2 separate regions of the Mus musculus genome follow, and region 2 is linked to region 1. A link is a contact called in ENCODE Hi-C data. All regions are on one chromosome and are shown on one strand. The core of a region is the stretch at or near the end of the contact, and the rest is flanking DNA. Distances in the headings are between cores, read along the strand shown.

Region 1 (5,336 bases), core at 1,997-4,496:
GCAGGGGACCTGGGTTTGGTTCCCAGCATCCACAGAGCAGCTCCCAACCATGTGTTACTCTAGTTCCAGGAGCTTGGATGCCCTCTTCTGACCTCTTCAGGAGCTGCACACACACGGGTTCACACATGTACATGCAAGCAAAGCTCTCACATATGTGAAATAAAATAAATCTTAAGAAATGAAATCATTAAAAACGTACTGAACGAGAGCCTGTGGGGTGTATTTCACGTTCAGTCATAGCAGAAGGGACTGCAAGATTTGGTGGCAGTCACCAAAAGCCAGCAGAAGTGTGTACCAGAGATTCTCCTGAGTCCCCAAGATGGAACTGCCTCTGCCATCTCCCTGGTTCCAGACTTTTGAGGCTGAAGTGTAAGAGAGTAAAATTCTGTTGTTAGGAGCTTCCAAATCCGTGGCCTCTTTCAAAAGCCCCAGGAAACTAAGGCAGGAACAAGCTGCAGCCCTGCTCCTCCTGAGGTTACTCTCTGTCTTCTTTGGCTGAGGCCATGTTTGCCAGATTTCTCTGCTATGGGAGCTGGCATCTCCCCCTTTCAAGCTGTAGAATGCTCCTGACCAAGTTTGAGAATCAAGTATAAGAGATTTTTTTTGTTGCTGTGTGTACGACATTTCTTCTAAAAAACGTTTTCATGAAGATGTTATTATCAACATAAAAGACTTGCATGTAGAACTTTGTTAAACCATCTTACTAATTCTATATTTTTCTCTGATGCTGGAGGTGGAACTAATGGACTCCCATGGGCTAAGAACACACTGACCGTGGAGTTACCATGCCAGATCCCTTTATTATCTCTGGATTCATCAGCTTTCCCCTACTTGATTCCTTCCCATTGTCTTGAATTATAAATGCAAGCAATGGTTTTGCCTCTTTTCCCCCAATATCTACACATCACATTTGTGCTTCATGTCGTATTGCCGGAAGCCTCCCAGCCTGGAGTAGTTGAAACGAGGCACAGAGTTGGACTTAGGTGAGGCCTTAAAGACTGATGGTCTCTGGATGTTCTAGCTAAATGTTTGTTGATAGCTTCTAAAAGGTCCAAAAAGCTTTCTTGTTCTTTCTGAGGGTTAAAAGCCACTGAGGGGGAAATCTTAGTGTCCAGCCTGGGCATCTGGCTGTGGACACTCCCATTCTGAGAAGCCAGCACTCTGCTCCACGCATGCAGTCCTGGTGAGGGAACCCCAGTCACAGATACTATCCAACCCTTTGGTACAGAGCTTGGGGTATAGTTGAGGTGTAAGCAGACACAGACCTCAATTTTCCAAACTGGGTAATTGTTCTAAAAGTAGGTAAGAAATCTAAGGAGGGCAAATCGCTTCCTCTCTCTCATCTTGTGAGAAGAGACTGGAGAAGAGTCTTAGTAGATGACATATAGCGTGCAAGGATGACACTAGAGGCTGCCTTTACCTGCACAGGGACCAAGGGGAGAGTCACAGATGTCGTGAAAGGGTGGGGAGGCACTCATGGTCTTGCTTGTCTGATTTTTAGTGGTGTGAATAAGAATGGCCTCCATCGGCTCATACATTGGAATGCTTAGTCATCAGGGAATGGCGATTCTTGAGGATTGAGAGATCCATCACTGTGGGGTGGGCTTTGAGGTTTCTGAAGCCCAAGCCAGGTCTAGTGTTTCTCTCTTCTGCTGCCTGTGGATCTGGATGTAGAACTTGCAGCTATTTCTCCAGCACAGTGTCTACCTGTGTGCTACCGTGCTCCCCACCATGATGACAATGGATTAAACTTCTGAAACTGTAAGCAAGTCCCAGTTAAATGCTTTCCTTCATAAGAGTTGCCTTGGTCGTGGTATCTCTTCACAGCAATAAACACTGACTAAGACAGTCTGTTCTTTTTATGGTGCTGGAACCTAGGACCTCTCATATATTAGATAAGTATTCTACTCCCAGGGATACAACAATCTTTTTTAAACCTGTAGATTCCCCGTGGCTGTAGCTCAGAGGTAGGACTTTTGCTCAGTGTGTGTGTGAAGCTGGGCATGGGTTCCATCCCTAAATACTTAAATACCAACCCCCAAATCCTGACTCCAGAGTCCCTGGTTATCTGAGGGTATGGGTTGAATATGAACTGTCGCCTCTCACAGACTCTTATGCTGAGGTCTTCCTCCACCTGGTGGTCTCACTTTGGAAGGCTCTGGAAACTAGGTTAGCTGCAGAGAGCGAATCACACAGGCATGTCCTTGAAGAGCATTTTGTCTCTCTGTATCCTGGCTGTCACAAGGCAAGAAAACACTCCTCTCTATCCTTTCTTGGACATGGATGGAGACCTCTGAAACCACGGGCCAGAATCAATCCCTCTCCCCTTCAGTTGCTTTTGGGATATTTTGTCACAGCAGTGTGAAACTAACAGTGAGCAGAAACATTTGTTATTCAAGACCAGTTGCCACAGAAGGGACTTTAGCCTCTCTCACAGGAGTCACCTTTGACTTGGAGCTAACATCTGTGAGTCAGTCCTCCTGTGCAGGGCTGCAAGTGGGTGGGACTGTGGAAACGCATCTTGAGTTTACAGATGAGGAGAGTAGGGTCCTGGTGACAAGCCTGCATTTTTCCAGGCTGCAGGTGTCCCTTGAACCTGTATATTCTTGCCACAGTATCTCCTGTTTCTGACCATCCAAGACCAGCGAACACTTCTGTGTTACCCGGACAATGTGGCTTGCTTTTCCCCCTGGTAGGTGTTATGTACTTTAATGGAACAATGAGAGAGAGAGAGAGAGAGAGAGAGAGAGAGAGAGAGAGAGAGAGAGAGAGAGAGAGAGAGAGAGAGAGAGATTATAGAAACCTATAGCAAAGTGTGTGTTGAGCTGACCACAAGCTGCACAGCAGAGACCTTGAACACCCACTACTGCCAGATCCAATATTTGCTGGCCACAGCGGAACCACGATCGGACCTTTGGCTGACCGTAGTGGGATCATGTCTCAGGACTCTAAGTCCTTCCACACCCTAATTTCTCAAGTGCCCTCTGCTCCCTTGCAACGACAGCGACAGCGACTGGAAGGTCCTTGCCTCAGCGCGCTCTTTCCTTTTGCTTCCAGCACTTTTGCAAACTTTTCTGTTCCTACATTAGGGTGCTGGCTAGCCTTTGGAGATGCGCAGGCCTTGGGGTTGCAAGGGCAAGGGGTGAGTCCAAGGTTGCAGATCCTCGGCTGGCGCTGGGCGGGTTTAGGGGAGGCGGCCGAGGGCGGGGACTGGAGTCTTCCAGGCCTGTGGGTCCTCGTGCGGCTTCCGAGCCCTGACACCACGGAGGCCACATGGAACGCACGGAGGAGTCCGCTCCCGGGCCGGGAGGCGCGGACGCTGCGTCCGAGCGCCGTGGGCTACGCTGCCTGCTGCTGCCCGGCTTCCTAGAGGAGCTGCGGGCACTCTTGGTCCTGGCGGGTCCTGCGGTGAGTCAGGTGGCCTCGGCTGCAGGCCGGTCCCCGAGGACTGGGGGCCCAGTTACCTAAATTTCAGGGTCTGACTTGGCGGGGTTGGGGACCCGAAGAGCCTGCAGCGGGCCACAGCTATGGGGATGTGCAGAGCCTAGTGACTCTTGGCGTGCGCCCTGAAGCCAGGGGTTCCTGAAAATAAAAGCACTCAGACCTGTCTCTCTCCAGGCAGAGGCATGAAACAGGAAGGTAAACTGTCACCTTAGAATTAGGCTTTCAAAACTATTTGGAATCTAGAGCCAATGTCTGACGCAGAAGCATCCTGTGTCAGCTCCTCTTCCACTAAGCGCTGCGCTCAAAATCTGAGGTTTTAATGAGGTTCCCTTTGGGTAGGAAGTGCTTTTATTAGTGGGGTCGATTTTACTCATTAGACTAGGTCTCTCTCAATCTCGGCTTTTAGAAGCAACGTGGGAAAAAAACAAAAACAAAAAAACCCCCCAAACCACAGAACCACATCACACACGTGCTGCCTTCTGTTCTCTGTCAGTTTGGGGGTTTTCAGTCCTCAAGGGTGAGAAAGCCACTTCTCTGACACACTCTGTGTGTCTGAGTGAATAAACATTTGGCCAAGAGGCAGACATTCAAGCACCTGGGAGCCCCTGAGCCCCGGCATGTGTGCCCTCTTGACACACACGATAGGGCATAGAGAAGCAAGATCAAAGCCCAGGGTGAAGCCATCAGCTACAGGTCCAGGAGAGGCATAGGAGCTCACAGCCCTCTGCGGTGCTCAGTCTCCAGACTTGAAGTTCAGTTCCTGTGTGGATCTTCCCAAGCATGTTAGGGAACAGCCCACGGACTCAGAACAGCTCCGTTCTCCTTTCTATGAAGTCTATGAGCCGTCAGCTTTGCCGTAACTTAGTCTCACTGAGTTGCTGCCAGAAAAGCTTCCTAAGAATCAGGTGTGGTGTGGTAGCCGTGGCCTGGAATCTCTGTGCTTGGGAGACTGGGGCAGAAAGGTGACTAGAGTGACTTACTGTTCCAAGCCATCCTGGGCTACAGCATGAGCTCCTGCTTCAGAAACCCAAAGAGGAAAAATAGCAGCAGCAGCAGCATTTGGAGCTCATGCCCTCTTCTAGTCACGTGATCCCCAGTTCTAGGCTAATAGAGGGGAACTGGCTACTTTTCCTACATGGGAACATGAATGTATACATGTATGTCATTGGTTTCTCACCAACACAATGCATACCCATTACAGAGGGAAAAAGAAAGGAAGAAAGAACAAATGAATGAACAAACAAACAAACAAATAAAAACCACTAAGACCAACAGAGAAAGGGTTGGGGAGAGGCTCTCAGATCACTTGGGGGGTCACTTGGGAATTTCCCCTGTACTCCTTAGCTGGAGAAGCCAGGTGACCCAGGGACTACTTTGCAAGCCTGCCATCAAGATTTCTGTCCCGGGCAGCTTAGTCTCTTGTGTATGGAGCCCTTCTTGGTCCTCCATCTCTGTGCTAGCTGCTGGGCACCCCCTGCTTCCTAAGGGTTGTGTAATTATCTACTGTCCTATCCTCCCAGGCCCCCCTGGAGAATAGGGTGGCCGTGCTAACCTCCTCTGAGCCTCCACCCTCTTTCTTTCTCTTTACATTTATTTATTTATTTATTTATTTGTGTGTGTGTGTGTGTGTGTGTGTGTGTGTGTGTGTGTGTGTGCCATAGCACACTGGTGGAGGCCAGAAGGCAACTTGCCCTCAGTGGGCTCTGTCCTTTCACCATGTGGGTCTCAGGCATTGCATTAGGGTGGTTCACTTGGGAGCAAGTGGCTTTATTGGCCCAGCCATCTCACAGGCTGGCAGGATTTGAACTTTCTCATTTACCAAGTCTCCTCCAGAGAGAGCTCTGCCCAAGATGCTCCTCGTAGACCAACTGTACTCCTTTACACACATGTGT
Region 2 (5,622 bases), core at 71-2,570, 53 kb before region 1:
CAGGTGTTCCAGGACCATCCTGTGACCAAGGTCATGCAAGGCTTGTGTTGTGTGCAGTTTTTATGCTACTACCTTGAGCTCTGGGAGGTGATTGTGCTCTGGAGCCCCCACTCATCTTGCTCCAGGAAGTGGGCTTTACTATCAGCCCCTTCCCAGCTTCCCTTGAATCCTGGGATAAAAGACAGACAGACAGAAAGCAGGCAGACAGACAGACAGCACACATGCGGGCCTGCCCGCACGCGCGCGCGCGCGCACACACACACACACACACACACACACACACACACACACAGAGTATGTTCTTTTGTAACTTGCTTTCTTGGCAAAATTGCTCAGCATTGATAGCTGTCGCCTGGAAAAGTGTGCCCTTACCGATTTATTATCTCTGTCTCTTCATCTGCCCTAAACTTCAGTGGCTGGTTCCACTTAGTCCCTGCCAAACATCCATGACCACCTGCCTATAGTGGTGGCCACAGTCCCCAGCTGCCCCCGAGACCTCACATGGTTGCTGCATTCTTCTTCCAAAGCATGGCAGAAAACACTCCACTCCTTCCTTGTGTCTCCTCTTCCTCTTGAGACCCAGACGTCCCACCTGTACCTTCAGCTCAGCAATTGGCCCCTGGCTTCTTTTACTGACAAACTGGGGACCAATTGGGGAACAGGACCTTAGCATCAGAACCACTCCCCACAGGCTTGTCAAGCTCCTTCAGAAAAACAACTACTTGCTCTGATGTCTACACTACATACAATGATTCTACTATAATTCCACTACAGGTACCTTGTTACAGGTCTGAAGAAGGCAACAGATCCCCTGCAACTGGAATTACAAATGGTTGTGAGCTGCCATGAAGGTGCTGGGAATTGAACCTGGGCCCTCTGTAAGCACAGCCGGTGCTCTTAATCACTGATATTGCTCCAGCCCCTGGGCTGATATTCTTAGTAGCTAAAGAAGCAACATTAGTGATCCGATGTAAGAAATATCTAAATTATTCATCAGTGAGATAAAAGTACAACCTAACCATTCTATTCTACCTTCACTTTGTGGGTAACGGATCTGAGATAAAAGTTTTCCATAAGACTTGGCTGTTAGCACGAATGTAAAATTGGGCAGCAGTGTAGAAAGCAGTAGGAGGCACCTCAAAACCAAAAATAGAGCCACGTATTATCCATCTGGTCATGTACCTAAAAGCTTTGGAGTCAGACCCTCTGAGAGTCTATGCACAGCCGTGCTAAGTGCTGTCACCAAAGGGGAGGCAGCCCTGATGTCCACTAACAGCAAGGGTGGTAAACCAACGTGCAGTAGAATGTCACTCAGCCTTCAGAAAGGGGGGCTCTGTCACATGCCGAGTGGGCGATACTTAGGGACATTATGCTAAAGGAAATAAATCACCATAAAAGAAAGGCTTGTGACTCTCATTTGGGAAGCTTCCCCAAATAGCAAATGGCACTCTGTGCCACCCTGTTCTGTAGACTGTGAAAGCCAAGTGTGACCACCCATGGCCAGTTTGGAGCCTTCTGAGAACAGAAATCTGCTTTCAGTGAACTCACCCTCTAGGTGCTTTGGGAAGGGAGTCCACTTGAAATGAGCCTTCTTTCTCCTCTCTGACCTCTGGAGGTAGGTCAAGGCTTTTCTGTCTAGGTGAGTCCCAGAGTCACCCACACTGTATCTGGTAACCAGAAGACCAATCTCTCCTGTGGTCTGTGTTAGTCTTCCCTGGCTGATAATGTTCCTGAGAAGGTGGTTCAGGACAGAGAGTTCCTTTAGGTGGCTTCAGGCAGGTAGACATTGCTTAGAGAAAGCCTCGCATGCCTGGTGTTCTCACATGCCTGGTGTTAAGGAGTCCACACATCAAGATGCTATGTGTGATGTACCATCTCTTGCTCTTCCTGAGGATGCTGGTACCCAGTAATTCCTTTACAGATGTAAATTACTTTCTCAAAGGATTTTTTTTTTAACAGCTGCTCTCAAAATAACCCTTTCAGCATTGGCAGAAAAGACTGCAGCAGCGTGTTCTAATCTCCTGCAGTCAGCAGAGCCTGGCTCCTGAGCCCACAGGCACTTCCTTCGCTTTTGCACATGGATTCCCTAGCATCCCCAGCCTTCTCCAGCTTCCTCTGGTTTTCCTACTTGTACATCACGCTCAGTTTCATCCTGATTTACTATCTATGTCTTAAAAGGACAAAGAGTTCACAGGGAATCTCAATGTATGTGGCCTTGGAGCCCACTCCTGCTGCAATAGGCAACTGTCTACGGTGATGCAGGCGTGTGGACACTTTTGTCTCAGTGACAATGAAGTAAAACTGGGGCAGACAGAGTGAGCCTTTCAGTTAAGAAGAGAAGCAAATGAGGGTACAAAGGGACAGTGCTGTCAAGAGAGATCCAGGCTGTCCCAAATCAGGGGATGGAATAGGATCTTTCTTCTGTTGCTGGAAAGGTGTGAGGTCTGGTGATTTTCTGCTAATTAAAAAGATGGTGTGTGTGTGTGTGTGTGTGTGTGTGTGTCACATACATGTGTACATGTGTCTGTATAAGTGTGAATAAGGGCATGAGTGTGCCATGACACAGATGTGTAGGTTGGAGGATGGCACTTGAGGACTGGCATTTTTGCCTACATGTGTCTGTTTGAAGATGTCAGATCCCATGGAACTAGAGTTTCAGACAGTTCTGAGCCACCATGTAGGTGCTAGGAATCAAACCCTGGTCCTCTGGAAGAGTAGTCAGTGCTACTGAGTCGTCTCTCCAGCACTGGTTGTTTCGTTTTGTTTTGTTTTCACGGTTTGGAGACAGGGCCTTGGCTTTCTGATGACCCACAAGCTCCTGGGGATTCTCTGGTCTCTACCTCCAACCTCCCGTAGAATGCTGGGACTACAGGGTCCAACCTCTTGCGGTTCTGGGAATTCGAACTTGGATCCACATGCTTGCCTGGCAAGTTCTTTGTCTGAGCTCAATGCCCAGCCTTGGGGATGGTGTTTAAAAAGAAGTCTCTTTTTTATATTTGAAGAAACATTTTTCCTATGTAAGATACAGGTTTGAGGCCAGTTTGTCTCGGGGGAGCTCATGACACCACCCTCCTCTTTGGCTGTTTTTCATCCTTGTGGTGAGAGTGGAAGAAAGTATCTAAGGGGCAGATACATTCACATCATCACCACAAAAGGCTGAGAGTTTTGTGGGTAGCAAACTACTGATCAGCCTCTGAGGTTCTCTCCATCTCTTCTTCCCACAACAAGGCTCTACCTTAGCAGAAGACAACACAGCTTCTCAGAGTCCCAGCATCACCAGGGAAGTTGCAGTTTAAAGGGACATCTGCTCACAGTGCTCTGCCCCAGGCTGTGCTGGCTCAGAGTGGGCAGTCACTTAAACTCAGGGAAGTGTGACACTGAAGTGAAGGCTCAGCCCTGATAAAAGGACAGTCACAATGACAAGGACAAATTCACCATTCCAGCTTCATTTTTTTAAAAAATTAGATTTTGTACAACTCTATTCTGGACAATTTGCCAATAATGAGCAAATTCAGAGATGGCATTTTCTGTGTTTTAATAACAGGGATTTCTAAGATGGACATGAGCAGATTGGGACTTCCAAGGAGGCAAGAGCCCCCCTACCCTGCAACTCGAAATATGTGAAGGAAATAGGAAAGAGGCTGGGTGTAGTTTAGAGAGGGAACATGCTCTTAGGTGGTTGGAGATGGGGGGGGGGACCTCCTACCTCCAGCATGAAGAAGAAAAGAAAGATGGGGGCAGGTGGCTCATCCCTTAAAAGCACTGGCTGCTCCTGACAGAGGCCTTTGGTTCAATTCCCAGCAGCTACATGGCAGCTCACAATTGTCAGTAACTCCAGTCCCAGGGGATCTGGTATCCTCTTCTAATTTCTTGGGGGGCACTGACCACATACGGTGCATAGAACAGACATATATGTAGACAAAACACACACACACACACACACACACACACACACACACACACACAGTTTTTAGAAATGAAAAAAAAAACTTAATAGAAAAATCTCAGCTTGTTCCCTGTTGTGATGGCTAATCTTGGTTGTCAACTTGACTACATCTGGAATTAACTAAAACCCAAAATGGCTGGGCACACCTGTGATATATATATATATAATCATTTGAAGTGGGAAGACCCACTTTTAATCTGGATCGTTGAGATAGGAAGATGTATCTTTAACCCAGATCCTTTGAGATGCGAAGATCCACCTTTAATCTGGGCCACACCTTCTGGCAGGCTATAAACACAGAAGGAAGTTTGCTCCCTCTGCCTGCTCTCACCAGCACATTCATTTCTTCACTGGCGTTAGAGCTGACTTCTACGTGATTCCAAGGAATGCTGAAGATCAGCTGAGACATCCAGCCTCATGGGCTACTAGATCGCAGACAGCCATTATTGGACTAGTGGGACCACAGTCTGTAAGCCATTCTGTGTAATCCCTTTTCTTTCCCTATGTATAGATTCATTCTATAAATTGTGCTTCTCTAGCAAACCCTGACTAATACACACGTCACCATGGGAACCATGCTCGGTGTGTAAAGGATTGGGCTTCCGAGGGGGTCTATGCCTTTGCTGCTCTCTGGAGAAGACTACACTGGGCTTAGGAACCTTTCTTAGTTACTTTTGCTGTGAAAAGACACCATGACCAAGGCAACTCTTATAAAAGACTGTTATTAGACGCGTTCTCACGACCGGCCAGGAAGAACACCACAGACCAGAATCTTCTGCGGCAAAGCTTTATTCTTACATCTTCAGGAGCCAGGGTGCAGGAAGCAAGAGAGCAAGAAGCAAGAGAGAGAGAAAAGCAAGAGAGAGAAAAGACGAAACCCCGTCCCTCTTAAGGAGCATTCTCCTTCGCCTCCGACGTGTCACTCCCTGATTGGCTGCAGCCCATCGGCCGAGTTGACGTCACGGGGAAGGCAGAGCACAAGTAGTCATAAGATACCCTTGGCACATGCGCAGATTATTTGTTTACCACTTAGAACACAGCTGTCAGCGCCATCTTGTAACGGCGAATGTGGGCGCGGCTCCCAACATCTCCCCCTATCCTTTTAATAAGAGCAAATAGGCCACCCATATTAATGAGAGTGGAGATAGAGGTCAAATCCCCAGTGTGTAGGCAAAGGAGCCATGTACAGGATTAGCTCTTAGGCTCACAGGCTTTTACCCAGAGCAACCCTGACCTGCTCCCGTGTCGTTTTGCCTGGGGGAAGGGAACTAGGACACTGAACCTTCATGAAAGATGACATGTCTCCCTAGAATAGGCTCATATATGCCGCAGAGCCTTTCCATTGCAGTGCTTAGCCTTGCAACTCTCTCGGGCTGCTGAAGCACACTCACTCTATCCCGTGCAATGAGACTAGCCTCGTGGGATATAAGAGCTGAGTGGCCAGCGACCTATTGCCTAAGCATAGATAACCATATATCAGGGGGAGCTCCATGTTCTAGTGCTGCAAGCGCCTAGGCAATAACCACCTTGTCTCTCCTAGTTTGGGCCTTAAGCTTACAGACCAATCAAAGAAGCAACACTAATCCACAGCAAAGTGTATCTCCAAATAATATTAATCCCACCCATTTTTTAAAGAAAGAAAATGCTGAGGAGATCCAATTGGGTAATCCTTTGGT

The links. A loop is a pair of places that touch in the nucleus more often than their neighbours do.
Region 2: a loop to region 1 is called in a map of regulatory T cell, with 1.8 times the contacts of the local background. The contact joins the enhancer-like site here to the promoter of Slc47a1 in region 1. A Hi-C loop is called at or near these places in 1 of 37 maps with a recorded cell type or tissue (regulatory T cell).

The regions. Positions count from the first base shown.
Region 1 is chr11:61,375,985-61,381,320 of GRCm38, reverse strand. Slc47a1 (solute carrier family 47, member 1) reads left to right here and starts at 3,246. Exons shown (of 17, transcript NM_026183.5): 1 at 3,246-3,408. The coding sequence starts at 3,274.
Region 2 is chr11:61,426,623-61,432,244 of GRCm38, reverse strand. No RefSeq gene overlaps it. Among named protein-coding and RNA genes, the nearest start is that of n-TWcca5, 21 kb to the right of the region's middle. Within about 2 kb of position 1,320, at least 1 of the 3 ENCODE cell types and tissues checked has a DNase peak (open chromatin) inside an H3K27ac peak, as active enhancers do.